Regions from separate parts of the Homo sapiens genome. Here all the other regions are linked to region 4. The links are chromatin contacts, found by Hi-C or POLR2A ChIA-PET in ENCODE. All regions are on one chromosome and are shown on one strand. The core of a region is the stretch at or near the end of the contact, and the rest is flanking DNA. Distances in the headings are between cores, read along the strand shown. Region 1 holds the start of CDC25B (cell division cycle 25B). Region 2 holds the start of PANK2 (pantothenate kinase 2). Region 3 holds the start of MRPS26 (mitochondrial ribosomal protein S26). Region 4 holds the start of DNAAF9 (dynein axonemal assembly factor 9). Region 5 holds the start of AP5S1 (adaptor related protein complex 5 subunit sigma 1). Region 6 overlaps PANK2 (pantothenate kinase 2).

Evidence for each region. Hi-C counts contacts between places; a loop is a spot of excess contacts on that map. ChIA-PET counts read pairs that join two places held with the same protein, here RNA polymerase II (POLR2A). Pooled maps may share reads with other maps.
Region 1: a loop to region 4 is called in a pooled map, with 7 times the contacts of the local background. The contact joins the promoter of CDC25B here to the promoter of DNAAF9 in region 4. A Hi-C loop is called at or near these places in 6 of 50 pooled maps. POLR2A ChIA-PET finds 5 or more read pairs at or near these places in 2 of 52 experiments (MCF 10A and RWPE1).
Region 2: a loop to region 4 is called in a pooled map, with 8 times the contacts of the local background. The contact joins the promoter of PANK2 here to the promoter of DNAAF9 in region 4. A Hi-C loop is called at or near these places in 8 of 50 pooled maps. POLR2A ChIA-PET finds 5 or more read pairs at or near these places in 2 of 52 experiments (Panc1 and activated T-cell).
Region 3: a map of CD4-positive, alpha-beta T cell shows a loop between it and region 4 (4-fold over the local background). The contact joins the promoter of MRPS26 here to the promoter of DNAAF9 in region 4. A Hi-C loop is called at or near these places in 4 of 168 maps with a recorded cell type or tissue (CD4-positive, alpha-beta T cell, CD8-positive, alpha-beta T cell, ascending aorta and 1 more), 1 of 37 single-sample maps with no recorded cell type and 18 of 50 pooled maps. POLR2A ChIA-PET finds 5 or more read pairs at or near these places in 3 of 52 experiments (A549, activated CD8-positive, alpha-beta memory T cell and activated T-cell).
Region 5: a loop to region 4 is called in a map of heart left ventricle, with 5 times the contacts of the local background. The contact joins the promoter of AP5S1 here to the promoter of DNAAF9 in region 4. A Hi-C loop is called at or near these places in 1 of 168 maps with a recorded cell type or tissue (heart left ventricle) and 8 of 50 pooled maps. POLR2A ChIA-PET finds 5 or more read pairs at or near these places in 3 of 52 experiments (HepG2, activated CD4-positive, alpha-beta T cell and activated naive CD4-positive, alpha-beta T cell).
Region 6: a loop to region 4 is called in a pooled map, with 4 times the contacts of the local background. The contact joins the enhancer-like site here to the promoter of DNAAF9 in region 4. A Hi-C loop is called at or near these places in 4 of 50 pooled maps. POLR2A ChIA-PET finds 5 or more read pairs at or near these places in 3 of 52 experiments (MCF 10A, Panc1 and activated T-cell).

What each region holds. Positions count from the first base shown.
Region 1 is chr20:3,795,060-3,799,678 of GRCh38, forward strand. It overlaps CDC25B (cell division cycle 25B), which reads left to right and starts at 1,251. Exons shown (of 16, transcript NM_021873.4): 1 at 1,251-1,672; 2 at 2,563-2,690; 3 at 3,353-3,404. The coding sequence starts at 1,473. RefSeq lists enhancers at 247-978, 889-1,048, 4,403-4,619 and silencers at 1,279-1,348, 1,389-1,568, 1,635-1,842.
Region 2 is chr20:3,887,670-3,891,805 of GRCh38, forward strand. PANK2 (pantothenate kinase 2) reads left to right here and starts at 1,718. Exons shown (of 7, transcript NM_001386393.1): 1 at 1,718-2,059. The coding sequence starts at 1,762. PANK2-AS1 (PANK2 antisense RNA 1) reads right to left here and starts at 1,504. Exons shown (of 2, transcript XR_001754478.3): 1 at 1,070-1,504; 2 at 1-880. RefSeq lists an enhancer at 793-1,344 and silencers at 1,353-1,412, 1,603-2,102.
Region 3 is chr20:3,044,783-3,048,753 of GRCh38, forward strand. It overlaps MRPS26 (mitochondrial ribosomal protein S26), which reads left to right and starts at 1,270. Exons shown (of 4, transcript NM_030811.4): 1 at 1,270-1,498; 2 at 1,591-1,737; 3 at 1,832-1,955; 4 at 2,953-3,468. The coding sequence starts at 1,287. The coding sequence ends at 3,087. GNRH2 (gonadotropin releasing hormone 2) reads left to right here. Exons shown (of 4, transcript NM_178331.2): 3 at 1-54; 4 at 904-965. The coding sequence ends at 954. RefSeq lists enhancers at 752-811, 2,152-2,211 and a silencer at 912-1,781.
Region 4 is chr20:3,406,094-3,410,370 of GRCh38, forward strand. It overlaps DNAAF9 (dynein axonemal assembly factor 9), which reads right to left and starts at 1,576. Exons shown (of 37, transcript NM_001009984.3): 1 at 1,382-1,576. The coding sequence starts at 1,464. RefSeq lists silencers at 1,240-1,319, 1,380-1,619, 1,660-1,909 and enhancers at 1,900-2,099, 2,476-2,977.
Region 5 is chr20:3,817,611-3,822,169 of GRCh38, forward strand. AP5S1 (adaptor related protein complex 5 subunit sigma 1) reads left to right here and starts at 2,937. Exons shown (of 3, transcript NM_018347.3): 1 at 2,937-3,148; 2 at 4,492-4,559. The coding sequence starts at 4,508. RefSeq lists a silencer at 2,461-2,740 and enhancers at 2,737-3,440, 2,981-3,320.
Region 6 is chr20:3,904,719-3,908,885 of GRCh38, forward strand. PANK2 (pantothenate kinase 2) reads left to right here. Exons shown (of 7, transcript NM_001386393.1): 2 at 3,208-3,560. Among named protein-coding and RNA genes, the nearest start is that of MIR103A2, 11 kb to the right of the region's middle. RefSeq lists enhancers at 798-1,298, 2,020-2,099. Within about 2 kb of position 2,918, at least 9 of the 41 ENCODE cell types and tissues checked have a DNase peak (open chromatin) inside an H3K27ac peak, as active enhancers do.

The DNA of each region.
Region 1 (4,619 bases), core at 1-2,500, 390 kb after region 4:
ATTTAGATAATTGGAAGATGGGCCGGGCACAGTGGCTCGTGCGTGTAATCCCAGCACTTTGGGAGGCCTAGGTGGGTGGATCACGAGGTCAGGAGTTCGAGACCAGCCTGGCCAATATGGTGAAACCCCCGTCTCTACTAAAAATACAAACATTAGCTGGGCGTGGTGGCGCGCTCCTGTAGTCTCAGCTACTCGGGAGGCTGAGGCAGAAGAATCGCTGGAACCCGGGTGGCGGAGGTTGTAGTGAGCAGAGATGGCCACTGCACTCCAGCCGGGTTGACAGAGGGAGACTCCATCCCAAAAAAAACAAAACAAAACAAAAAGAAAGATAATTGGAAGCTGCTCCGCTTAAAACGAATGACAAATTCAGCCTCCCTGGTCTGGTCATCAAAGAAACACCAATTAAATAATATGGTGCCATTGGCACCAAGTTAGCCAAATCATCAATGGGCGTGATACTTAATTCGCCTCTCTGGTTGCTGACACCCTCCTCGACCCCCAGCCGCGGAAATCCATTCCTAGTTCCACCGTTTAGAGCCTCTCCTGGGGCTGCCGCGAAAATTGGGCCGGTTGGGGTAACATCTAACCTGGGGTCCCGCGAAAGAGCCCATCAGTTCCGCTTGGGGGCCCCACTGCCCTCCCACCTCCTACGCTGGGCGCTTCTCCTGCGAATGACGTTTTGCTGCTGCTCAGCGCAGCCAGTCGCGGAGGCGGGGAGGCTGCGCGGTCAGAGGCGCCTGGAGCGAGCGAATCCTGGCCCACCGCCTGCCCAACCGCGTGACCTTGATTGAGTTAATGAACTTCACGCCTCAGCGTCCAGGTCTGTAAAATGGGGTGTCTAACGCAGACCGTACAGCCCAGCTGGGTTTAGCAAACTTCCGGGAGCCAGTTGGAGCCTCTCCCCATCCCTAGCGGTGATCCCAGGTGACGACATGCCGCGGGGGGTCCTGCGGAGGCCACCCTAGGGCGTTGCTGCTGCCTTTGGGAGTGTGGAGCTCCAAACCATGTCGCGAGAGGCGGATTTTGGGAGGCCGGGATCCTCGCGCCAGGGGGATGTGCGAGGGTGTGGGATAAATCTTAATTCCTCCGGCCCACCCAAAGCCTGGAAATCCAGCCTCCGCGCCTCTTGCCCTGCGGGCCCCGCCCTCAGTCCCGCCCTCATCTAACCCGCTACCCCATTGGTGGCGTCCGGCGGCGCGGCTGCTGTTATTTTTCGAATATATAAGGAGGTGGAAGTGGCAGCTGCAACTAGAGGCTTCCCTGGCTGGTGCCTGAGCCCGGCGTCCCTCGCCCCCCGCCCTCCCCGCATCCCTCTCCTCCCTCGCGCCTGGCCCTGTGGCTCTTCCTCCCTCCCTCCTTCCCCCCCCCCCCACCCCTCGCCCGCTGCCTCCCTCGGCCCAGCCAGCTGTGCCGGCGTTTGTTGGCTGCCCTGCGCCCGGCCCTCCAGCCAGCCTTCTGCCGGCCCCGCCGCGATGGAGGTGCCCCAGCCGGAGCCCGCGCCAGGCTCGGCTCTCAGTCCAGCAGGCGTGTGCGGTGGCGCCCAGCGTCCGGGCCACCTCCCGGGCCTCCTGCTGGGATCTCATGGCCTCCTGGGGTCCCCGGTGCGGGCGGCCGCTTCCTCGCCGGTCACCACCCTCACCCAGACCATGCACGACCTCGCCGGGCTCGGCAGGTAGGACACCCCAAGGAGGCTGCATATGGGGGTGAGAGGCTAGGTCTGGAGTCCTGGGCCTCCTGGAGAACTGGGCATGGTAGTCGAATCCAGGAGGTGGAGTCCGGGGAGGCATCCTGAGCAGTGGAGAGGTACGCCCTTGTTCCCTCCTAGGGGCCCAGGACATGGGAAGTGAGACCTGGGCTGTGCCCCCCACACCTCCAGGTGACCTGCTCTCAGTCTGCACAAGCCTCTCCAAATCTTCTTTCCCCTCACTCCCTCCTCCCTCATTGTGCCTCCACCACGCTGCCTCCGTAATCTCTGCCCGGATAGCCACCATTTTGCCCCAGGATGGGAATCTCAAGCCTGGAGAGGGAACTTAAGGGTGGCAGAGCCGTGGAGCACTCACACATCCATGCCCCTGCTCCCTCCACCCCAGTTCTGCCCCCAGAATTAAGACAATTAATTAAACACTGATCCTGCTCCCTAAGTCTGCAAGGGGAGAGCTGGGTTGTTCCAGTAGGAGAACCTGGTCTTGGTCCATCCTTCAGGAAGGGTCCTGGAAAGGTGGGGGTCTGACAGTTTAGGGGAAGGCTCTCTGGGGCGGCTCTGCTAGACCACCAACCCTTAGGCTGGCCTCCAGCCAGGCAGCCTTGCTCACACCCTGGGCTCACCTTGCCCTGCTCCTGAGAGGACCTTTCCTAAACCAGTCAACGAAGAGAAGACGCTTTAGGGCCTCTGTAGAATGAACCTTCCTTGACCTGAGAAGAGGGGGCCCTCAGGGCCATTGCTTTCCCGGTGTAGTGTTTCGCTCAGTTCTTTTCTCAGCAAGGGAGTGGGAACGTGGGCTAGCCAGGCCTTGAGCCCCACGTTTACCTTTCTCCTTTCCCGGGTCCCTGTTCCCTTCCCAGCGAAACCCCAAAGAGTCAGGTAGGGACCCTGCTCTTCCGCAGCCGCAGCCGCCTGACGCACCTATCCCTGTCTCGACGGGCATCCGAATCCTCCCTGTCGTCTGAATCCTCCGAATCTTCTGATGCAGGTGAGGCCCAGGGGAGCCTGGGGAGATCTGCCTGTGTCAGGAGAGTTTGTGGGGGCTGCCTGGGCCTCCCAATTTCCCTGCCGATCAAACTAACATCCTCCCCACAACCTGGTGGGCCCAGGAGCCTCTCCCCCACCCTCCACAGAAATGGGAGGAAGACACACCTCTTGTGGGGCTCACCACACCCAACGCGGACTGGCTGAGTGGATGAGAGGGTGGGGCCCTCTACGGAGATGAGATCTTACCTATGTAAAACCACGCTCCAGAGTTCCTAAACCACAACCCTACCTGGGAAGCACCCAGGGCTGAGAGTTGGTCTTTAAAACATTCTTAGCCTATAACCTCTTCTTTAAAAATCTGTTGTCTCTTCTAGAACAAATTATTTTAAACCAGTTCAAGAAAAATGCTTAGTGAGCATTGTGGTTTAAAGACGCATATGAAGGAATTTCCATAGTAAACAGGGAGTGGAGCCCTGTACCGTCTGGGGGACGATGTGTCAGCTCTCAGGGTCCATGGTTGGGTTTTTGTTTCATTTTCTAATGTGTCAAAGTCCAAACTAGAAACTGTTTTTTTTTTTTTTTTTTTTTTCATATTGGGACATGGTGGGGGAAAGAATACAGAAAGTGCCACTACTTTCAAACCAAGGTGCTCTGTCCCCTCAGGTCTCTGCATGGATTCCCCCAGCCCTATGGACCCCCACATGGCGGAGCAGACGTGAGTAGAGAAGGGAATGTGTACTTCCAAGCATTCAGCACCTGTCTTTAAGAATCCTAGTTCTACCATAAATTCACCCGGGAGGCCTGGGAAAGCAGACAGACCATGGGGTGGCTTCAGGATCCCCATGGCCGGGGGGCTCACTGACTTTCTCAGGCCTTGGCATTCTGCTCCCTGTCTCAGAGAAGGATCTGCTCTCATGGGAGCCAACCGAGTGTGGGCTCAGGGCCAGGGATAGTGGGGACAGTGGCCACTGGGAGAGCAGATACTAGACTACAGCCCATGTCTTGCAGGAATACAAGCCCAGCGTATGTCCCGTTTTTCTTTCTTGCCTATACCCATTTTTTTCTGTGAAATATTACAATTTAAAAATATGATCCAACTAATTCAAAACTTTAACTCACTCTAGGCCAAACAAAACACAGTTGCCTGCAGATTGATTTGGCTCTTGGCCGATCAGCAACCTCTGACTTCGATGACACTTTACCCTCTGGCCAGCCCTGGTCTAGGCCCTTTCTGCAAGGGAATGGAGAGAGAGTTGGTGGGCTCTGGCCTGGACAGACCATCCCCTTGGCTGTGGGCATGGGTGGTGTCTTCCAGAGCACAGCTGTTCCCATCCAGTTGTTAAAGCCCAAGCAGCGGGGCAGCTGCCAGCCATTAGTAGGGACAGCTGGGCATCTCTGGCCTGTGCTGGGGACTGTGGCTTTGGGTTTAGGATAGTGACTTGTCTTACCTCCCATTGCCTTTGATCAGACTGGGTTGGGCTGCAGATTGGTTCACAAACAGGAAATGGGGAGAGGATTGGGTGGGGTTGGGGGACTGCAGGTTGGTTTTGGTGGCAGCACAGAGCAATCTTGCCCTACCCCCAAGGCCCATGTGCAAGCCAATGAAATTGGTCATCCCTGATGCCAGGTTGGCTGGGCACAGCAGCCCCCCGGGGGGGCATCCCCCTCATACTTTATCCCTGAGTGGTTCCCTGCCCTGCACCTGCTCTGACAGTTATACAGAGTTTCTCAGAAGCTGTGTGTGTGTGTGTGTGTGTGTGTGTGTGTGTGTGTGTGTGCGCGCGCGCGCGTAGATGCACAAAAGCTCCGCGTGGCAGGTGGTCTCCTGTAACACGGCTGAGGGGGCGGGGCCTCAGAGGGAACATGTGTTGGAATTCCTTGCCTGCTGGCCTCTTCTAAGGCAGGAGGAGGGGGTGGGACAGAGGCTGGT
Region 2 (4,136 bases), core at 468-2,967, 480 kb after region 4:
CTCTGTCATTCTTTAGGCTTTGTGCTTCTGGATAAGTTACCTCATCATCCAAATGTTACTGCAAGGACTAAGTGAGATGTAGAGGCAGTGGGCAAATTGTGTAAAAATACTACTGTTTCAAGTGTTTTGATGTTGGAGTTCATCTTGCCAGCCAAGGGATGATGATACTTTGATTCTTCAGGATGATCAGAGCTCAGACTTGGACGGAAGCTCCCTCAGGTCAAGGAGGACCACATTTTTTGGGGGGTGGAGAGAGGAGGCAGAAAGAGAGGCAATGTCAGGCACTGAGATTTAGAAGAGTAGCTATAGCTGTTTTTGGTTCTTGTAGATCCGTCTGTGTTGGCTTCCTACAGGAGCTAGAATTTTCAGAGCTAGTCCTACAGTGAGGGGAGCTAACGTGGAGTGGGCGTGAGAATTCTATTCAGCAAGCACAAGCGAAGCTCAACCTTTTTGTTCAGCCTGCTACAACCAATCATTATGGGAGAGGGGAATAAGGATCACTGCCCAAGGGGCATTAGGATCACTGCCCAGTGGGCATTACAGTCTCCCCAGGGAGGCACTCTTTTTTATTTTTTATTTTTTTTGAGACGGAGTTTCGCTCTTGTTGCACAATGTTGGGTCACTGCAGCCTCCGCCACCCGGGTTCAAGCAATTTTCCTGCCTCAGCTTCCCAAGTAGCTGGGATTATAGGCATGGGCCACCACGCCCCGCTAATACGGAGGCACTTTTAATTAGCCCACAGTCCAGTGAAATTTGACGGAGTGAGGAAGTGACCTCAGAGTACAGAACGGGATGGGATCCTTCCGGGCTTGGGCAGCCTTTGGTAGTGGGGATGCTTGGAAGGGTCAGGGTCTCAGTCCTGGAGGTGACCAATTTTTCTCTCCAAAAGAGAAAGGAAGATGATTAAAAAAAAAATCCATGCTCCAAAGCGGCAGCCAAATCCTTCTATGGCCCCCAATGCATCACCCAGAAAGGGGCTCCAGACTCTCCTGCAAAAGGCCAACTCTACTTCCCGGCTCCCACTTCCCCTCCTTCGCCACAGGAGGGTGGCGAAGGATTTATAACCCACCTCTTTCTTTCAGTTGCCATGGAGACAAGCCCCAGTCCTTTCATTCCTTCTGGTACCTCTCTCTCCAACGCAGGCGGAAAGGAGGCGGCTTAGCCCAAACATGCTGGGGGAGGGGCTGGCGGCCTCGACGGCAGCTGCGGAACTAGGCCGAGGGACAAAGGCTAAGGTCAGCCGCGGTTCAAGCCCTTTCGTCTGCCGACGACCAGCGGCCAGACGCTGCGGGAGCACTGCTGGGCTGGAGGAGGGCTCGAGCTGCGAGGACGGCACGGAGCAGCGGGGTGGGACTCGGGGTCGCCCCAGGAGAGTTCCGCGGCCCGGGGGGGCAGAGGCATGCACAAGTGGGGGGCGGAAGGAGGGGGTGGATGAGGAGGCTCGGGCCCTTCCACCCACGCGTCCATTGGGCGGCGCCGCCATCACTCTCTTCTGGGCTACACCGCCTTCTCTTCCTCCGCGGAACCCGGATCCCCTCCTCCACCACCCTCTCCCCGCCCCGTCACGATAGCCTCTCATTGGACGGAGGCACGGTCAATCCTCCTCGAGTTAGGGAGCCGACTGGACGCGAGGCCTTTGGGCCGTCCCCAGCCTCGTCGGATTGGCTTCCTGCGCGTTGGCGCAACGGAAGAGGCGGCCGGCCGAGGGCGCGCCTCTGCTCTGGCTGGACTGCCGCGGAGGAGGCGAGAAGGAATCCGACGCTGGGGGGCTTGCTCGGGCGGCAGCGACTGCTGCTGCGGATGGGAGGGGGCCGGCTCGGCGCGCCCATGGAGCGCCACGGCAGGGCTTCCGCCACCTCCGTCTCGTCGGCTGGGGAGCAGGCGGCCGGGGACCCCGAAGGGCGGCGGCAGGAGCCACTGCGGCGCCGGGCGAGCAGCGCGTCGGTGCCCGCGGTCGGGGCCTCGGCTGAGGGCACGAGGCGGGATCGACTGGGCTCTTACAGCGGCCCCACCTCGGTCTCCCGCCAGCGCGTCGAAAGCCTGAGGAAAAAGCGGCCGCGTAAGTGTTCCGTGGGGCGCCCTCCCGGCCCGCCCTGCCCCCCCTTCCGGCCCACCCTGTCCCCTTCCGGCCCCGCCGCCGTTTTTCCCGCGCGCGGACACTGTCCCCGCACGGTGGTCCCTCGTTGGTGCGTGGCCTGACATCCGGCTGGAGGCCTCGGGTGCTCCGAAAGCGGTACCTTCGGGGGCCCCCCCGCACCCATTGGTATGCACTTCCCGCTTGTTGGAGTGGAGGGCTTTTCCCCAGGACCTGTCCTCCCTTTTCTTAGCTCCTTGGGCATTCTCTTCCTGAGGGTCACATGATTTTATCCTCGAGAAGGCTTCTTTTGACTCATTTCCACCTCCTTTCCTCCCAAATCCTTTGAATCCCCAATGTTTGTTTTCCGTGGGTTTCCAAAGAGCTGCTCTCTAATACTTTAAGTCCCTTTTATTCGTCAATTTCGGGCTTACTGGAAAATGGTGAACTGCCCCTTGAGTTGCACCAGGCCTGAAACTGTATTCCGTGCACCTCTAAGGTGGCTGCCCTTCTTCTCGTGAGAATCCAGGTCATCTCTCACCCACATATCCCCTCCGTTTTCCTTCTGTCTATTTGCAGGTACTCACGATTCAGAACTGTGGCATTCTGGGCATTAAGGCTCTTTGTTTTGAGGGGAAACAACATCTTTCTGAATTTTGCCTTGGGAGTTGCATACGCTCCTCCCAGAGAATCCGTTTCCCCATTTTATTAGGTTTCTTTTTCTGTGTTGTGTATTTTCTCCCCTTTACAAGTCTTCAATTCAGGACCGCTGCCTGGCAGCCATTGCTGCTGTTGAAAGTATCAATTGTCCTGATACTGTAATATGAGCTTTACAGTGTGATGCCATTTTACATATGGTTGGACTTTTTGGTGGGTGTTGCCAGATTCCTATTTCAGGAAATTGACTTGTTTAAATGCAGATTGTGAGAGGGAGGGAAAATGGCAAGATGTGAGATTTTTATTGAATAGTCTTCTACCTTAGCCCAGTCACCCAACTGCTTTTTTGAATCTTCTCTGATATGGATGATTAAATGTAGTTCTATTTTGCTGTGAAAAGTTTGGGAGTTTTCAGTTCTTTTGTCTTTTTCCATCTTCTTGCAACAGATTTGGAAAACAGATTCTTAACCTGTGCCATTTTCAGAGTCAGTCACCTAGTTTTGTTTTATTTGAGAAGCACCTGAGTTTGAAGCAATGCAAAATATGAGATCCTTCATGGTTTTGTATTACATCGTTGGAAATGGATGTAAATTCCAAAGATTCAGCAAATAAGAGTATAGCCATTAGCCACAAGGGTTTTTTTGGTTTGTTTTTTGTTTTTTACTTTGAGACAGCGTCTTGTTCTGTTGCCCAGGCTGAAGTGCAGTGGCATGATCATGGCTCATTGTGGCCTTAACCTCCTGGGCTCAAGCCATCCTCCTGCTTCAACCTCCTGCATTGCTGGGACTAAAGGCACGTGCCACTATGCCAGGCTAATTTTTCAATTTTTATTTTTTTAAATAGAGATGGGATCTCTTATGTTGCCCAGGCTGGTCTTGAATTCCTCCTGGTCTCAAGCGATCTTCCCACTTCGGCCTCCCAAAGTGCTGGGATATAGACGGGAGCCATTGTGCCCGACCTGGCAGTCGTCTACTAAGAGCTTTGGTAACTCATTAGCCTCGTGGCTCTGAGGTAGGTGGTAGTATTCCATTTTACAGATGAGAAAACTGGGACACGTTTGCCCGGTCAAATGGCTAGTGCGTTGTGAAATAGAAATGTAAACTCAGAATTGCTAGCTTCATAGCTTTTGCGGTGGACCACTGTGTTTTTCTGAATTATTTACGTTCTGTTAGTTATTTCTTCATTGCTCTAAGACCAAGCATAAGTTTGATCTTTTGTGTTCAAGACTGACTTACTTGAGGCGAAAATTTTTAGATACTGTGGAAGTACTTCCAAATATTGAGCATGAGAATGACCTGGTAAAAGTGCAGATTCAGTGGGCCCAGTTAAGCTCCTCATATTCAAATACAGGTGACTCAAAGACCACACTCAGAAAAACCGGTTTACACTGGGTGGGGAGAATTAT
Region 3 (3,971 bases), core at 20-2,519, 360 kb before region 4:
ACCACGGCCCAGTGGTCCCTTCACAGGAAGCGACACCTGGCACGGACACTGCTGGTGAGTAGGGTGAGAGGTCCCCAGCATCAAGACCAGCCACTGGTCATCAGAGGCCATTGTGGCTTAGGGTTGGGTGCTGGGAGGGTGGGGAGAATGAAACACCACTGAGATGCCCCCTGCCACAGCACCCCCAGCCATTTCTCAGTGCCCCTACTGCACACAGCAGGGTGCTGTCTGCTATCCTTCCTATTTCCCAGGAGGATTCTAGACAATTTACAAAGCACTTGGGTTAAAGACCAAAGTCACTAGTAGACTAGAAGGAGATAATTGTTCTATAAGACAGTGGTGGCCATGGGATCCCACAGGCATCCTGACAAGCCAATGACTGTCTTGAGGTGGACAGACCCCAGGCCAGTGGAAAGAGGTGAGGGATGCAACCTCACTCAAACAGACAACAGGGCCAAGAGGACCAGGTGGTGACTGACATGTGCACTAGGAACATCTCAGGGACTGCAGAGCTCCCCAAGACCATAGCAGAAGACAGGCGTGGGGAAATGGTTTGCTACTGTTTTGCAAATCAAACATTTACAGTGCATCAGGAGAGCCCGGTAACTAAAGAAGAAAGTGGTTAGTTCCTATGAGGCAATGTCTTACCGCCTGATTTGTGTGTATGTGCTGAGGTTTCTATGCGTCAGGCTTGTTTAGGGTGGACAAGAGGGCATGCCCAAGGGAGCTGGAGATCCCCACACTAGCTGGATCCTCAGGCTTCTACGGGAGGCGGGGGGCGTCCTGCTGTGGGAGGCCACATGGGGACTGGGGGGGACGAGAGGGGAGAGAACCAGGAAGATGGCAGCTCGGCGGTTACGAGACCAGTGTCCTGAGACATGACCGCCACCTCTCCCTCCGCAGACCGCAGCCCGAGAGCCCCGCCCCGCCCCGCCATCCTCCAATAAAGTGTGAGGTTCTCCGAAGCTGTTGCGTCGAGTTCTGTCCTTCGTCCCCTCCCTGTCTTCCCCGCTGAGACCCTTCCCTGCGTGGGGGCTGGAGGGACGCGGGTCCGGCCCCGCGGGCGGGAGTAACTAAGGGATGGCCCCGGGCCCTGGCGGGAAGGCCGGGCCAGAGCCTGGGGGCGGGATGCGGACGTCCGCAGGGTCGCCGCTTCGGTTCCAGAGGCCACACGGCCGGGCGGGGCGTGAGGGACAGCCCGAGGACTACAGGTCCCAAGGTTCCCCGCGCCGCTTCCGGGGCACGGTGGCGTCCCGGCACCGCGGCCGCAGTGAGGAGACTCGGCCATGCTACGCGCGCTGAGCCGCCTGGGCGCGGGGACCCCGTGCAGGCCCCGGGCCCCTCTGGTGCTGCCAGCGCGCGGCCGCAAGACCCGCCACGACCCGCTGGCCAAATCCAAGATCGAGCGAGTGAACATGCCGCCCGCGGTGGACCCTGCGGAGTTCTTCGTGCTGATGGAGCGTTACCAGCACTACCGCCAGACCGTGCGCGCCCTCAGGTGTGCGGCCGGGGGGAGGTGGCCGCCCGCGCGCGCTGGTGACGGTGGGAGTGGGCGGAGAGGGTGCTGATTCCTGGCGCGTCTGCACCCAGGATGGAGTTCGTGTCCGAGGTGCAGAGGAAGGTGCACGAGGCCCGAGCCGGGGTTCTGGCGGAGCGCAAGGCCCTGAAGGACGCCGCCGAGCACCGCGAGCTGATGGCCTGGAACCAGGCGGAGAACCGGCGGCTGCACGAGCTGCGGTGCGTGGGGCGGGAGGCGGGGCGGGGCGGCGCGGCCTGGCCGGCCTGGGAGAAGCCCGGGCCCCGCTCAGCCTCGGCCCTTTGACCCTCACAGGATAGCGAGGCTGCGGCAGGAGGAGCGGGAGCAGGAGCAGCGGCAGGCGTTGGAGCAGGCCCGCAAGGCCGAAGAGGTGCAGGCCTGGGCGCAGCGCAAGGAGCGGGAAGTGCTGCAGCTGCAGGTGGGCAACGTCTCCGGAGGGTGGGACTCCAGCCGGGGACGCGGCTTGCGGGGCACTGGGAATTCTGGGCACCGCGACGCGGGCGCTGGCTATGTGCAGAGACTTACAGTTGGCAGGTCCGGATTTGGAGAGGAGAGTGCCAGTCAGGCGCAAAGACCCGGAGGTGAGCGGAGTAATTGGACAGTGTTCAGGTACCTAGCAGGTCTGTGGGAGGGACCCTGCGTTCCACAAAGAGGTTGTATTTTGCATAACAGGTGATGAAGCCATGAAGGGTTAAGTATTTCAGGCTAGGATTAGCAGGTGTGCGACTTAAAAGCAGGGAGACCACTTAGGAGTAATGCAGTGAGAATGGATGAGGCTTGATTTAAAGTATAGAAGGGTGGCTGGGAGCGGTGGTTCACGCCTGTAATCCCAGTACTATGGGAGGCCGAAGCGGGCGTATCACTTGAGGTCGGGAGTTCGAGTCCAGCCTGGCCAAGCCCCGTCTCTCCTAAAAATACAAAAATTAGCCGGGCGTGGTGTGCGCCAGTAATCGCAGCTACTCGGGAGGCTGAGGCATGAGAATCGCTTGAACCCAGGAGGCAGAGGTTGCAGTGAGCCGAGATGGCGCCACTGCACTCCATCCTGGGCGACAGTGAGACTCCGTCTCAAAATAAATAAATAAATAAATAAATAAAGTAATGGGGGGAAGGATGAGTTAGAGTGATTCAGAGGGGACCACTGAGGGACGGATTTCACCTACCAGGACGTGAGATTTTCATAGCTGGCACTCGGGGCTATGGCTGAAGTGTCTGAGAAAAGAGGAACGTGGAAAAGCAACCTGATATCACTCCACTGGGAGGCCAGAGGGGCTCTCAAATAGGACCTGGGTTCCAGGCATGCTTCCCCAGGGAGAGCAGGAGCTGCTTTCTCAGTGGGGTGAGAGGCCAGCAGGCTGGGTGGGCTGGCTGGCATGTGCCCAAGGCTCCTGTTCAGCTGGGCTTTTCTCTCCCGATAGGAAGAGGTGAAAAACTTCATCACCCGAGAGAACCTGGAGGCACGGGTGGAAGCAGCATTGGACTCCCGGAAGAACTACAACTGGGCCATCACCAGAGAGGGGCTGGTGGTCAGGCCACAACGCAGGGACTCCTAGGGGCCCAGTAAGGACAGTGCCCGCCAGGGACCATGTATGTATCATGGCGGAAGAGTTGGCCCTGACCTGGAATAAAGCAGTTGGTGTTGCTTATGAGGAAGGTTCAGCCTTATCCAGCACAGCCTTCACGTTTTGCCCTCTGCTGTCACCACTTGGTCAGAAACTTCCAAACGCAGTGCCCTGTTCTGCCGGTGTGTACAGCCTCAGCGCACCAGGAGACCCTAGAGTGGTTTCCATCTCACAGAGAATCAGACAGGGCCACAGCCCCCTCAGGCAGCCAGGTCATCTGAGTATCATTAAGAGTAGTGATGGGAAGATTACAGTCTGAGGGCCAAACGTGCCTGCTTCCTGTTTTTGTAAATAAAGTTTTGTTGGAACACAGCCACACCCACTCATTGACTTCTTTTTACTACAGTGGCAAAGGTGAGTAGTTGCAACAGAGACCATATGAATCCCAAAGACTAAAATCTTTAACTTTTTACAGGAAAAGTGTAGTGATCTCTCATCTGGAGCTTTAGGACTCTAGCCTGTGTCACCCAGGACCTGAGCCACAAGCTAACCATTGGCCAGGCGCCTGCCTCTGCTCTATACTGTGCTTTGCTGGCCAGAGTCTGGTGTATCCAAGACCCAGAAGGCAAAGAGGAGACCCCATTTTTTTCTGGGTTCCACAAAGAGGTTGTATTTTGCCTTACAGGTAATGAAGCCATGAAGAATTAAATATTCTAGGCTAGGATTAGCAGGTGTGTGACTTAAAAGCAGGGAGGCCATTAGGAGTGGGTCTCTCCACCCATGGCCTCAGTGACCTACATTTGCCCTGGCATTGCCATTGCCCTTGGGCCACCCAGCAGATGGCTGCTGGCAGGGGAGACATGGTTGACCAAGAT
Region 4 (4,277 bases), core at 326-2,825:
CTACCCCCCACCTTCTCTATCCTTTATTTGTTCAACAAACATATACTGGATTCTGGGTTGTGGAAAGGAATGCAGGGAAGTAAAAAAGAAACAGGTTTCTAAGAATCAGTTTCTTGTTCTCCAATAATTTGGTCTAGTTAAAGCAAACAAACAACCCCAAAAATCAGATCAGCAAGCAAAGTTAAAACATATGCCTTAAGTACCATAACAAGAATATAAGAAAACTGTTTTAACATGTAGATTGGCAACCTCCTTTCAAGGGAACAATATATTTGCTTTGCTATGTGGCTAGAATAAGAAAAAGCAAACAACAACAAAACCCTCTCCTGTTTTAATGACAGTTTAGCAGTACCAAAGCTCATCGCTCGCATTCCCCCTCTCCCTCTCCTTCTCAAAGGTCTCTGCTGCAACCCCTCCATCATTCCAACCTCCACACTGCGCCGGCGCCCCACACCAGCTCCATCACAAACAATGCCCAGACCAACAAGATCAGCACCAAACGCATAGGGCACAGAAATCGGAAACGGATCTTCCTATATCTAAAGGGGGCGGGGAACGCTCCCCACGATCACCCCCTCCCCATACTGAGGTAGCTTGGGACTGTGTCTCTACGGTAAGGGGCCTGGCGTCCGCCGCTTTCGGAGGTTCTAGGCCTCTTTCCCCTATTTATCCAGTTTTTCCTCCTGCGTCCCTAATACCTCTACTTCCTCCCAACCCGAGCTCCCTATTGTGGAGTGAGGGGGCGTCGCGATGCAGGCTGAGGCAGGGGGAGCTGGGGAAACGCGCGACAGGGGAGATGCTGTCATTATGTACGTAGGGGGCGGGGGACACTCTTTAAGGAAGCCGTTGTCAAGGGCAAAGGCTCTAGAGACCCACGGGAGGGGGCTTTCTAGGTAATCCATTTGGGGGTTCTACACGAGGGAGCTATTGTGTGTGTGGAGGTGTGAGGTCTGTAGAGTAGCAGTTTCTGAGGGAAACATTCCCTGGGGAAGGCGAGTGAGTTATTCATAGGGAAGCCTCTGTGGGGTTCTGTGTAGAAGAATCCTTCCTGGGAGAAACGTTCTATGGGGGTGAGGACGTCATAACAGTGTCTTCACAGGGAATCGCTGTCCCTAGGGAAGCCATTGTGGGGAAACCGTTGCAGGGTTGTCTGTGGGGGAGCCATTGTGGGGAAACCGTTGCGGGGTTGTCCAAAGGGGAGCCATTGTGGGGCCTCTACAGAGGGCGCCGTTCCTGGGAAAAATTCCTCCCTGAGCCGTTCAGCAAAGAACCGTCCCGAGGAAGCCATGTCGGACCACGCCCTGCGGCGGGAGGCGTCGCCGGACCCCGACAGCCCGCATCCCCCGCCCGGCCGCCCCTCGGCTGCCTCTGCCCCGCGTACCTGACGGAGGGTGACCCGCGGCTGGAGCCGCCAGGGGACCGAGCGCGGGGCAGCCCCTGCCGGCGCGGGGGGTACACGTCCATGGCGGCGGACGACTGGCGGCGGAGGAGGACGGTGCAGCTGCGAGGGTCTCAGTTGCCCGCAGGGCGGCTCCACGCTAGCTGCGGCCGGGCGGGGCGGCAGGGCGTGCCGGGTGGGAGGGGGCGCGGCGCGCGGGCCCGGCGGGGGCGGGGGCGGGGGCGTGGAGGGGGCGCGCGCACCGAGAGCGGATGGGGGCGTTGGGAGCGGCTGGAGTTGGGGGTCGGCGCACGGCCACAGGGACCCCACTTCTTAAGCTGCGAGGCCGCCGGACCGGATGTTGGGAGCGCGTGTCCGCAGGGTGAGGGTTGCCACAGCGCCGCCCGGCCTCGTCCTCAAGCCCGGCATCATAGAGCGGGGCTCTGCGCGGCGCCCCCCGGCCACGCACACGGACGCGCCCGGGGGCGGAGCCTCTCCCAGCCCGGCCCCGCCCCTCCGCCTCTGCCCGCCCCGCCCCGCCCGACCAGCCCCGGCCTCCAGCGAAGTCTTCCGCTCCGGCGTCAGGATCCAGCGCACCTCCCCAGTACCCAGCGCACCTCCCCAGTACCCGGCTCGCTTCCCTGTTCTCCGGAACGGTGTCTTCCCGCTTCCTGGTCATCAATTCCGCACCCACCCTTCAAACATCCAATAGATTCCTAGCCGGCCTCGGGTTAGCGCAGCAGTGCGCACCCAGCCCTGCGCAGGGCATGAGCGTTAGAGGCGCACAGGATCCCAGAAGACCCCTAACCTTTACTGTTAAGATCCTAGCTCTACCGGTTTCTGCAGGGACATGTACAAGAAACTTGGGAAATACTGCACTGATAGTTGCCAGGAGTCCTGTATATACAGGACGTATTTAATGATTATTGGCCTGCGTCCTTCGTTGACCTCGTCGGAATGCCTTAAATGTCCTGTATTCATCTTTTTACACTAAATTGCAATAATTAGAGCTATTTTTCTCCCACAGTAATTGGTGCTAGATCACTTAAATTACAACACTGGCTGAAAATCCTTCCTACACTAATGAAGATTTGGACAATCCCTATGGTGTCTCCTTCAGGTTTGGCTGAGGGAAGACCAGAAGGGAGTAGGAATTTAAAGTGCTCGTCTTTCATATTCAAGAAAGGAAAATACTTTTTTAGCTCAAGTCCGGAGTCGTGAACAAATAACCACCATTATTTAGAGATAACTTCTCGTCGGTGCAGCAGCTCTGAAAATCAGCCAATCAGCGATAGCCTCACTCCGGTAACTATGCTTCTTAGTAAATCAATGACAACCCCACGCTTCTGAAAGTCAGCCAATCAGTGACCGCTCTAAGCCTCCGACAATAGCCAATCAACAAGTGCCTGACACCAGCGACCAGGCTTCCGAAAGTCAGTGGGTACTCAGCTGCCGCACTCCACTTCTGATTCGGAAAGACAGCCAATCCCTGAAGGCGAATATTTCCAAAACCATTTTTTTTTCTTTCCCAGACTGAGTCTCATTCTGTCGCCCAGGCTGGAGTGCAGTGGCGCGATCTCGGCTCACTGCAACCTCTGCCTCCCGGTTCAAGCGATTCTCCTACCTCAGCCTACCGAGTAGCTGGGATTACAGGCTCCCGCCACCACGCCTGGCTCATTTTTGTATTTTTAGTAGAGACGGGTTTTGCCATGTTGGCCAGACTGGTCTCAAACTCCTGACCTCAGTTGATCCGCCTGCCTTGGCCTCCCAAAGTGCTGGGATTACAGGCCTGAGCCATCGCGCCCGGCCTTTTTTTTCTTTTTCTCCTTTTTTTTTGGAGACAGAGTCGCACTCTGTTGCTCAGGCTGGAGTGCAGTGGCGTGATCTCAGATCACTGCAACCTCTGCCTCCTGGTTCAAGCGATTCTTGTGCCTCAGCTTCCCAAGTAGCTGGGATTACAGGCCTGTGCCACCAAGCCTGGCTAATTTTTTGTATTTTTAGTAGAGACAGAGTTTCGCCATGTTGGCCAGGCTGGTCTTGAACTCCTGGCCTCAAGTGAATCGCCAGCCTTGGCCTCCCAAAGTGCTGGTATTACAGGCGTGAGCCGCGCCCGGCCTTCAAAACCTTTTATAAGATCAGCTCTGGCTTTGTTCAGAGAGGCTGTACCTTACAAGTACCGCTCTCCCTTGCAAGCAGAGAAGAAATTCACTTTTTTTTTGCATCAGATATTGAGTTCAATTTATTGTTTTGTCCGAGTTCAAAGTTCACAGCTCAAGATTCAATTCCCAGTTACTATTTGGTATGAGTTTGGACTTATGACAGACGCTATGACACCGTCATGAGATTTATCAAATACAACTCTTTCAATTCTTTCTATGCTTGCAGTGATCAATTTTTTAGCTCAAGTCCAGAGTCATGAACAAGTAACCACCATTATTTAGAGATAACTTCCCATCGGTGCAAAAGCTCTGAAAATCAGCTCTAAAAACAATTCAACGGGGCTACACGTGGTGGTGCACGCCTGCAGTCCCAGCAATTTGGGAGACTAAGACAAGTGGATTTCTTGAGCCCAAGAGTTTGAGACCAGCCTGGGCAACGTGGCAAAACCTCATCTCTCTGTCTCTCTCTCTCTATATATATATAGTTTATTTATAAAAATATATATTTATATTATAATTTATGTATACAAATATATTTCATATATGCACACACACACAAATTGGCCAGGCATAGTGGCATGTGTCTGTAGTCGCAGCTATTCAGGAGACTGAGATGGGAGGATCGCTTGAGCCTGGGAGGTCTAGGATGCAGTGAGTTAAGATCAGGCCACTGCACTCCAGCATGGGGGACTGAGTGAGACCCTGTCTCAAAAAAAAAAAAAAAAATCAATGAGTATAGG
Region 5 (4,559 bases), core at 1,687-4,186, 410 kb after region 4:
ACTTCTGTGACTGGCTTCTTTCACTGAACATTGTGTCTGTGAGAGTCACTCATGTTGTGTATCAGTAGTTGTTCTTTTCCATTGCCCTATACTATTCCACTGTACGAGTATACCACAATTTATCCATCATTCCATAACTGATGGATATTTGGGTAGTTTCCAGTTTGGGACAATTAAGAGTAAAGATACTGGCCAGGGGCGGTGGCTCATGCCTGTAATCCCAGCACTTTGGGAGGCCAAGGCGGGCAGGAGTTCATGAGGCCAGGAGTTCGAGACCAGCCTGGCCAACATGGCGAAACCCCGTCTCTAATGAAAATACAAAAATTAGACAGACGTGGTGGCAGGTGCCTGTAACCCCAGCTACTCGGGAGGCTAAGGCAGGAGAATCGCTTGAATCCAGGAGGCAAAGGTTGCAGTGAGCCGAGATCGTGCCACTGCACTCCAGCCTGGGTGACAAGAGCAAGACTCCATCTCAAAAAAAAAAAAAAAAAAAAAAAAAGAGCAAAGATACTATGAATATTCTATTTGTGTCTTTTGGTGAACAACAGCCCTTATTTCACTCAGGTACACATCAAGAGTGGCGCTGCTGGGTCATGGAGCAGTGAGGTCAGCATGAGTAGCCACTGCTGGGCTTGCTGTTTTAGATGATGTCTGAGCTAGCAGGCATAGACATTCCCAATGTACCCAGAACAGACTCTCAGAAGCATGGGTTGGACCCAGGAGAGCCCAGTGGCCAAGGAAAAGGGATCTCCCAGGGCACACCCACAAGCAGCCTCCAGCAAAACCATCAAGCAAAACCCCCACTCCCAGTAGGCTGAGGAAGCCCTCCATGCTGTCACCTCCATCTGGGTCTCCCACTGTCCTCTGGGAGTAGTAGCTCAAGCCAGCCTCCCACAGCTGTCTCCTCCACACACCTCACATGAGGCCAGCCCTCTAGTGGTCAGAAACTTGGTGTTGACTCACTGCCTGAGGAGTGGACAGAGGCTGGGAAACTGTGTTCCAGATGCCAGGTGGCCCCCAGCAACCAGAGCCCTCTCCTTGCTAGCTCTCTGCTGTAATCAGCTGGCAGACACCAGCCCTGGCTGAGAGCAATAGGGACTGGGGACCAGGAGCTGTGCCAACATCACTCCCCAGCCTCGTAGCTGAGGCCCCACAGTCTCTGGGCTTGCCGCAACACCTGCACACACATTTACGTGTTGTCACATGCTTTGGCCAGGCCCTGGCCACCTGCAGCTTCCCTTCAGTCACCTCCTAACCTATCCTGGGTCCTATGGCTTAAGGGGCCCAGAGTGCACTTTCTCAGGGGGTGCTGGCTCTAGGATCCCTGCCTGGGCCACCCTACCCTGTTCTCCTTTCTTGTCACCAAAGAGCGTGTTCAAGCCGGCTCCAGTCCTGTGTTGTGCATGGCCCTGGGGAGTGGAGATGGAAGCCATCAGCACTATTGGTGAGACCTGATTCACAGGGGTGCAAAGGCCGCAGCTGAATGCCAACGGGCAGCCTGAGCAGGAAGGCTTCCTCCCATTTTGTCTGAGTATATATCTACAAGGTCAATTAAAAGGACAGGAAAGGCCAGGCGTGGAGACTCACGCCTGTAATCCTAGCAATTTGTGGGGGAGAAGCGGGAGGATCACTTGAGCCCAGAGTTCAAGACCAGCCTGGGCAATACAGTGAGACGCTAACTCTACAAAAAAATTTAAAGTAGCTGGATGTGTTGCCTGCCTATAGTCCCAGCTACTTGGGGGGCTGAGGTAGGAGCATTGCTGATGGGAGCGGGCAGCGAGGCTGCAAAAAAAAAAAAAAAAAAAAAAAAAGCCGGGAAAGGGAATTCTAGGCTGGGGGAACAGTCAGTGGGGGAGGCTCCGAGGCACATTTGGGGGACAAGGCTGAAGCCATTCACATGCCAAGAGGTAAAGGAGGTGCAGCTTCATGGTCGCGGTGGGGGTGGTAGTGGTGGTGGTGGCTGGAGGAACACATGCAAGTCAGGCAGTGAGGCCCAGGCAGGCCTTGTGGGGCCCCCAAACACCAATGGGCCAAGCCTCCAAGTTGGGGCTTTTACGTAAGGCTCTATAGGGGTTAGCGCCAGAGTGCCCCTTTCAGGTTTAAGGTATAAACCTCTTCCCTGTTGTTTTGATGGCCTCCAGTCAAGAAGGGGGCTTGCTGGTCAGCCCTACTAAGCGTTCGCCCTGGGCGACACTCTACAAGGTTTTACTGGGGCCCAATGAAATTGACAGATCTGCCAGGGACACACACTGAGAGTCCAGAAGCAGCGTTCGAATCGTTCTGCGCCGAACCGAGTGACAGCATTAAACCGCTGCAGGAACCCACAAATTCAGAATCTGCGCAAAATACACATATTTGTATTTAAAATCCGCGCAAAATACCCATGTGCCTAAATACACATATTTCCCTCCAAAGTCATAATTTCCGGGGGTACAGCCCAGGAATGTACATTTGAACTGGTGCCCCAGTGATTCTCACGCATGTTGGCTAGATAAGAACTCAGCCGCAGCCCGTAGCTGCGCGGCCCGGCCTAGGTCCACCCGCCGCCCGTCCCGGAGCCTCCTAAGGCCGCAGGCGACGCGCCCCGCCCTCCGGGGACAACTAGGCCCCGGCCTTTTCCGCAGACTCCGCGCTCCGAGCCGCGGCGCCCCCTCGCGGCCGCCGGGGTCGGCAGCCTGGGGCTCCGCTGATCTAGGGCAACGAGCGGGGGACGCTTCGAGCCCGCAGCGAGAGTGACCAGCATGGTCCCTGCCGGCAGCTCGGGGCCGGAGGGTTTTGACTGCAAGGCCAGCCCACGCCGAGGGTCCAAGCATCGGGATATGCCGCCAGCACCTGGCTGCTGCAGCACCGCGCTGGACATGAGCGCTCCGCCCAACCCGACGGCGTCAGCTGGCGCGCGCGCCCGCGACCGACGTGCGCAGGCGCCCACGGGCCGCGCAGCCGCCATTGCTCTCCTGCCACGGAGGGGAGCGCTTGGTGGCAGTCCGCGGGCCCGGACGGAAGGCTGAGGCGACGCCTCGACGACAGCGGACCGGAGCTGCAGGGGCAACACATTCAGGGCGGGGTGCCCCATTTAGGCCTGGCTGACCGGAGTAAGAAACTACAACCCCCGAAGTGCCTTGCGCCTCAAGGTTACGGAGGCAGTGACGTAAGCTGTCTTGACCGCTACCATTTCTCTAGTAGAGGCGGGACGCGGCGGCGCGGAGTGATGACGCGCTCTGCTGGCGGCTGGAGGGTTGCGGAGGTCAGCAATTGGGTGCTGGGCTCCGGTTCTCGAAGTGCCTTTGCGAACCTGCTATTTTACCAGTTTAAACTGACGGTCTGTTTAGCCTTAGCTACAGATACCCACTGACTGTGTACCCGCCGCCTTTCAACCCCCGGGCCGGCCACTGAGCCAGCCAGATAACCATTACTATTATTTAGTTTCTATTTTGAAACAGTTTCAGGTAACTCCTGTATGCACTTGGATGAGATTCACAAGTTGTAACCTCATTTGCCCCATTTACCTTATTATTTCCTCTGTTTTTCTCTCTGCCTTTTTTCTTCCCTGGACCAAGTGAGTTAGTTGCAGATATGAAATCCTGTTTCCTCTATATTTAGAGGCCCATCCGTGTTTATTTTCTAAAAACAAGGACGAGCTCCTGCATTCAAAATCGGGTAACATTGGTCAAGACTTTTTCTGACCCATAGTCCATATTGAAATGTTTTTAAAGTTTTTATTAGTGTCCTAATAATGCCCTTTATGGAAATTATCCTTTTGTTTTTCTTTCTTTTTTTTTGAGACAAGAGTTTCCCTCTGTCGCCCAGGCTGAAGTGCAGTGGTGCGATCTCGGCTCACTGCAGCCTCCCCTCCCGGGTTCAAGCGATTCTGTGGCTTCAGCCTCTCAAGTAGCTGGGGTTACAACCATGCGCCACCATGCCCGGCTAATTTATTTTTAGTAGAGATGAGGTTTCACCATGTTGGCAGGCTGGTCTGGAACTCCTGACCTCAAGTGATCCGCCCACCTAGACCTCCCAAGGTGCTGGGATTACAGGCGTGAGTCACCACACCTGGCCCAAATTACCCTTTTCTTGGTCCAGGACCCGATCCAGGAGTACACGTCGCATTCAGCTATCTGGTCTCTTCAGTCTCCTTCGGTCTGGAGCAGCTCCTCAGGTTTTCCATGACCGCATGACCTTGACGCTTTTGAAGATACCTGTTGTTTTGTAGAACTAGGTTTAGGGTGGTCTGAGATTTTTTTTGTTTGTTTGTTTGTTTTTCTTTTTTCTTTTTTTTTTTTTTTAGTTTATGCCTATTCTGCTTATGTATGTCTGAGATTTTTTATCACTGGATTCTGTTATGTGATGTTGTTCAGATGCTGTTATTCAAAGTGTTCAGCCTCACTGGCCTCTGGATACACTCCCAGACACTGCCAGGTCAGCCCCTTCCTGTGGTCGCCTCTCCTGCTGGGGTTCACTCTCACCTTACCAATGTCTCTGGCTTCCCTGTAGCACCCACCCTGGAGCCATGGTCCACGCCTTCCTCATTCACACCTTGAGGGCCCCGAATACTGAGGACA
Region 6 (4,167 bases), core at 1,668-4,167, 500 kb after region 4:
CTATGGTAGCTTTTTTTATGGATGAGTTATGATTTTACCTCTGAGAATATTTTTGATTCTGTTTATTCCTGCAACTCTTTCTTCAGATATTTAGTTTCTCATTTTTGTAGTGTTTATTTCCCTTGTAGTTTTTCTAGTTTGTAAAAGTGATAATCTCTGGTTTGAGAATTCCTGTTCTTCTGCCAGTGGATTCAGTGTCTGTTTACCAGTTGGTCAGGATTGATTTTAGGGGAGGTATGAGATACGTGGCAAAATATGGGGTAAAATGTCTCCTTATTTCTTCTGGGTAATAGCAGCCACCTGAGTGCCATCCTGATTCTGGGGCTCCAGTGCCTGTTTCCAGTGAAGACTTTGCTTCTGTCAGTGTTGGGGATAGAACATGGTTATTGGTAGAGGGAGTGGCCTGTCCACTTGTGCCAAACACATTTCCCCACCATCGCTTGTGACTGCACCACTGCACCAGACCTGCTTTTGTTTCCCCATGGTAGCCGCCCTGAACCTACGGCTTGGATAGAATACCCCTACGTTCTCTCTCTCACCTTCATAGCTGATCCCAGTTTTAATAGCATTCCTCTTTTGAGGCTTATGCATGGTTATTGCCTCTGTAAACCTAGTTCTGCTGCTGCTATCTCTTTTTTTTTTTTTTTTTTGAGACGGAGTCTCGCTCTGTCACCTAGGCTGGAGTGCAGTGGCATGATCTCCGCTCACTGCTCCGCCTCCCGGGTTCATGCCATTCTCCTGCCTCAGCCTGCTGAGTAGCTGGGACTACAGGCGCCCGCCACCACGCCCGGCTAATTTTTTTGTATTTTTAGTAGAGATGGGGTTTCACCTTGTTAGCCAGGATGGTCTCGATCTCCTGACCTCATGATCCTCCCGCCTCGGCCTCCCAAAGTGCTGGGATTACAGGCGTGAGCCACCACACCCGGCCTGCTATCTCTTCTTGTTTCCCAGAATTATTTTAGAAAATAATATATCAAATATATCAATAAACCCACACCCTTTTTTTTTTTTTTTTGAGGTGGAGTTTTGCTCTGTCACCCAGGCTGTAGTGCAGTAGTGCTGTCTTGGCTCACTGAAACCTCCACCTCCCGGGTTCAAGCAATTCTCCTGCCTCAGCCTCCTGAGTAGCTATGATTACAGGTGCCCGCCACCACGCCCGGCTAATTTTGTATTTTTAGTAGAGATGGGGGTTTCACCATGTTGGCCAGGCTGGTCTTGAACTCCTGACCTCAGGTGATCTGCCCTCCTCATCCTCCCAAAGTGCTGGGATTACAGGTGTGAGCCACCGTGCCCGGCCTAAACCCACATCTTTAGTAATTTCTACGATTTAGATTGGGAGGGGAAGCATGTACAGATGCTTTTTGACTTACGATGTTTATGCTACATTCCATAAACCCATCAGAAGTTCAAAATACTGTAAATCAGGCTGGGCGCAGTGGTTCACACTTGTAATCCCAGCACTTTGGGAGGCTGACCTGGGTGGACTGCTTGAGCCCAGGAGTTCAAGACCAGCCTGGCAACATGGGGAAACCCTGTTTCTACAAAAAATACAAAAATTAGGTGGGTGTGGTGGCATGCACCTTTAGTCCCAGCTGCTCAGGAGGCTGAGATAGGAGGATTACTTGAGCCCAGGAGGCAGAGGTTGCAGTGAGCTGAGATTGTGGCGTTGCATTCTAGCCTGGGTGACAGTGAGACCTTACCTCAAAAAAGAGAAAAAGAAAATACTGTAAGTCAAAATGCATTTAATATACCCAGCCTATTGAACATCATAGCTTAGCCAAACCTACCTTAAATGTGCTTAGAACCCTTATATTAGCCTACAGTTGGGCAAAATCTTCTAGCATAAAGCTAGATGATTTAATAATGAATAATATAAAAGATAATTATTTTACAATAAAATGTCGAATATCTTGTAATTTATTGAATACTGTACTAAAAATAAAAAAAACAATAAATACTTGAAGTAGAGTTTCTACTGAATGCTTATTGCACCATTGTAAATTTGAAAAATCATTACTTTGAGCCCTCATTAAATTGGGACCTTCCATATGTCTGTGCAGTCCACTTTGATCCAATCTCTTCAGGCCTTTTTTTTCTTTGAGACGGAGTGTCACTCTGTCGCCAGGCTAGAGTGCAGTGGTGCGATCTTGGCTCACTGCAGCTTCTGCCTCATGGGTTCAAGCGATTCTCCTGCCTCAGCCTCCGGAGTAGCTGGGACTACAAGCGCACGCCACCACAGCCAGCTGATTTCTGTATTTTTAGTAGAGATAGTTTCACCATGTTGGCCAGGATGATCTTGGTCTCTTGACCTTGTGATTCACCTGCCTTAGCCTCCCCAAGTGTTGGGATTACAGGCGTGAGCCACCGTGCCCAGCCCTGCCTTTTTTTTTTTTTTTTTTTTTTGAGACAGAGCCTCACTCTGTCGCCCAGGCTGGAGTGCAGTGGTGTGATCTCAGCTCACTGCAGTCTCCACCTCCCAGGTTGAAGCAGTTCTGGTTTAGATTTCCTGAGTAGCTGGTACTACAGGTGCACGTCACCATGCCTGGCTAATTTTTGTTTTAGTAGAGATGGGGTTTTACCATATTGGTCAGGCTGGTCTCAAACTTCTGACCTCAGGTGATCCACCCACCTTGGCCTCCCAAAGTGTTGAAATTACAGGTGTGAGCCACTGCGCTTGGCCTAAAGGACATTTTGGGAACCGGTGTTAATGTCTATTGAAACCTTTTATTTTTGGAATATCAGATTTTGAAAGATAAATTGACCATTGGAGGTTATATGTTACATAGGTTTGGGAATTTCCTGTTTCTAGTTTGCTGCTAAACCAGAACTCTGAAGTCTCAATGTTTTTTTTTAAGCCGATAGGAAAGAGAGATTTTCATTCTGAATCTTTGTTTTTCACAGTTGAGGCTTACGAGTAGTCATCTTGTTATTTTTAAAACACTTCATAGTGCGGTTTGCGCTTGTCTGACAGAATGGTTGGGTTGGCTCAATACTTTGATATTTTTCTTTTTCGTCTTTGCCGTAGTATTTTTTTTTTAAGTTATGCATCTAAATCAAGACAGAATCACATTTCTTTGCCCCAAAACCCTTTTGCCTAGAATTATGTTCTTTGGAAACCCTAGCGTTTGAAATAAGTTGCTACTGTGGTAAGGGTAAATTTAATTTTCAGAAAAAAGCTGTTCTGACTTATTTTTCTTCCCCATTTAGTTTTTCCATGGTTTGGACTGGATATCGGTGGAACTCTGGTCAAGCTGGTATATTTTGAACCCAAAGACATCACTGCTGAAGAAGAAGAGGAAGAAGTGGAAAGTCTTAAAAGCATTCGGAAGTACCTGACCTCCAATGTGGCTTATGGGTCTACAGGCATTCGGGACGTGCACCTCGAGCTGAAGGACCTGACTCTGTGTGGACGCAAAGGCAATCTGCACTTTATACGCTTTCCCACTCATGACATGCCTGCTTTTATTCAAATGGGCAGAGATAAAAACTTCTCGAGTCTCCACACTGTCTTTTGTGCCACTGGAGGTGGAGCGTACAAATTTGAGCAGGATTTTCTCACAGTATGCATTTTTTAGCTTATATACAATTTATGGTAATTTGATTGTTAAAAATAATGCCAGTAGCAAGTGGTGAAATAATTTCCATCTCTAATGGAACTTGAATTTTCTTGAGTCAAATGAAGATTAAAGGTACGCTAGTGATAGGAGTTGGCCATCTAGAGGTGGTTGTCTAGTTCAGATGTATGGACGACAATCAGAACCACTAAAAGGGTAGCATTTTATTGCTCCTTTAGTATGAAAAATTAGGGCATCTGCTATACGTTGAGGAAGAAACTACCTAAAAGGAACATCATTAGATCATGAACAATGAGATTGAAATATAATTAAAATCATTTCATGTCATAAAATTGTTTTCAGTCTTGTCTACCACATAATTTCTCTTGTCTCCCTCAGTTGTTTGCTGGCATGTTCACTAACTGAAAAAAATAAGGAACTCTGGTCAAAAGTGGTGTTTTCAGGCTCAGGGCTGGTCTGAGATGGGTGACTGCAGAGCCCTCCTCTCCCAGAATGCTTTCTGATGTGTTCTGTGCTGCACACTTAACTGGAGTCTCGCCACCATGTCTGGCCCCTGGGGAATGCTGCCAGGCGCTCTATCTTGCTTTCATTG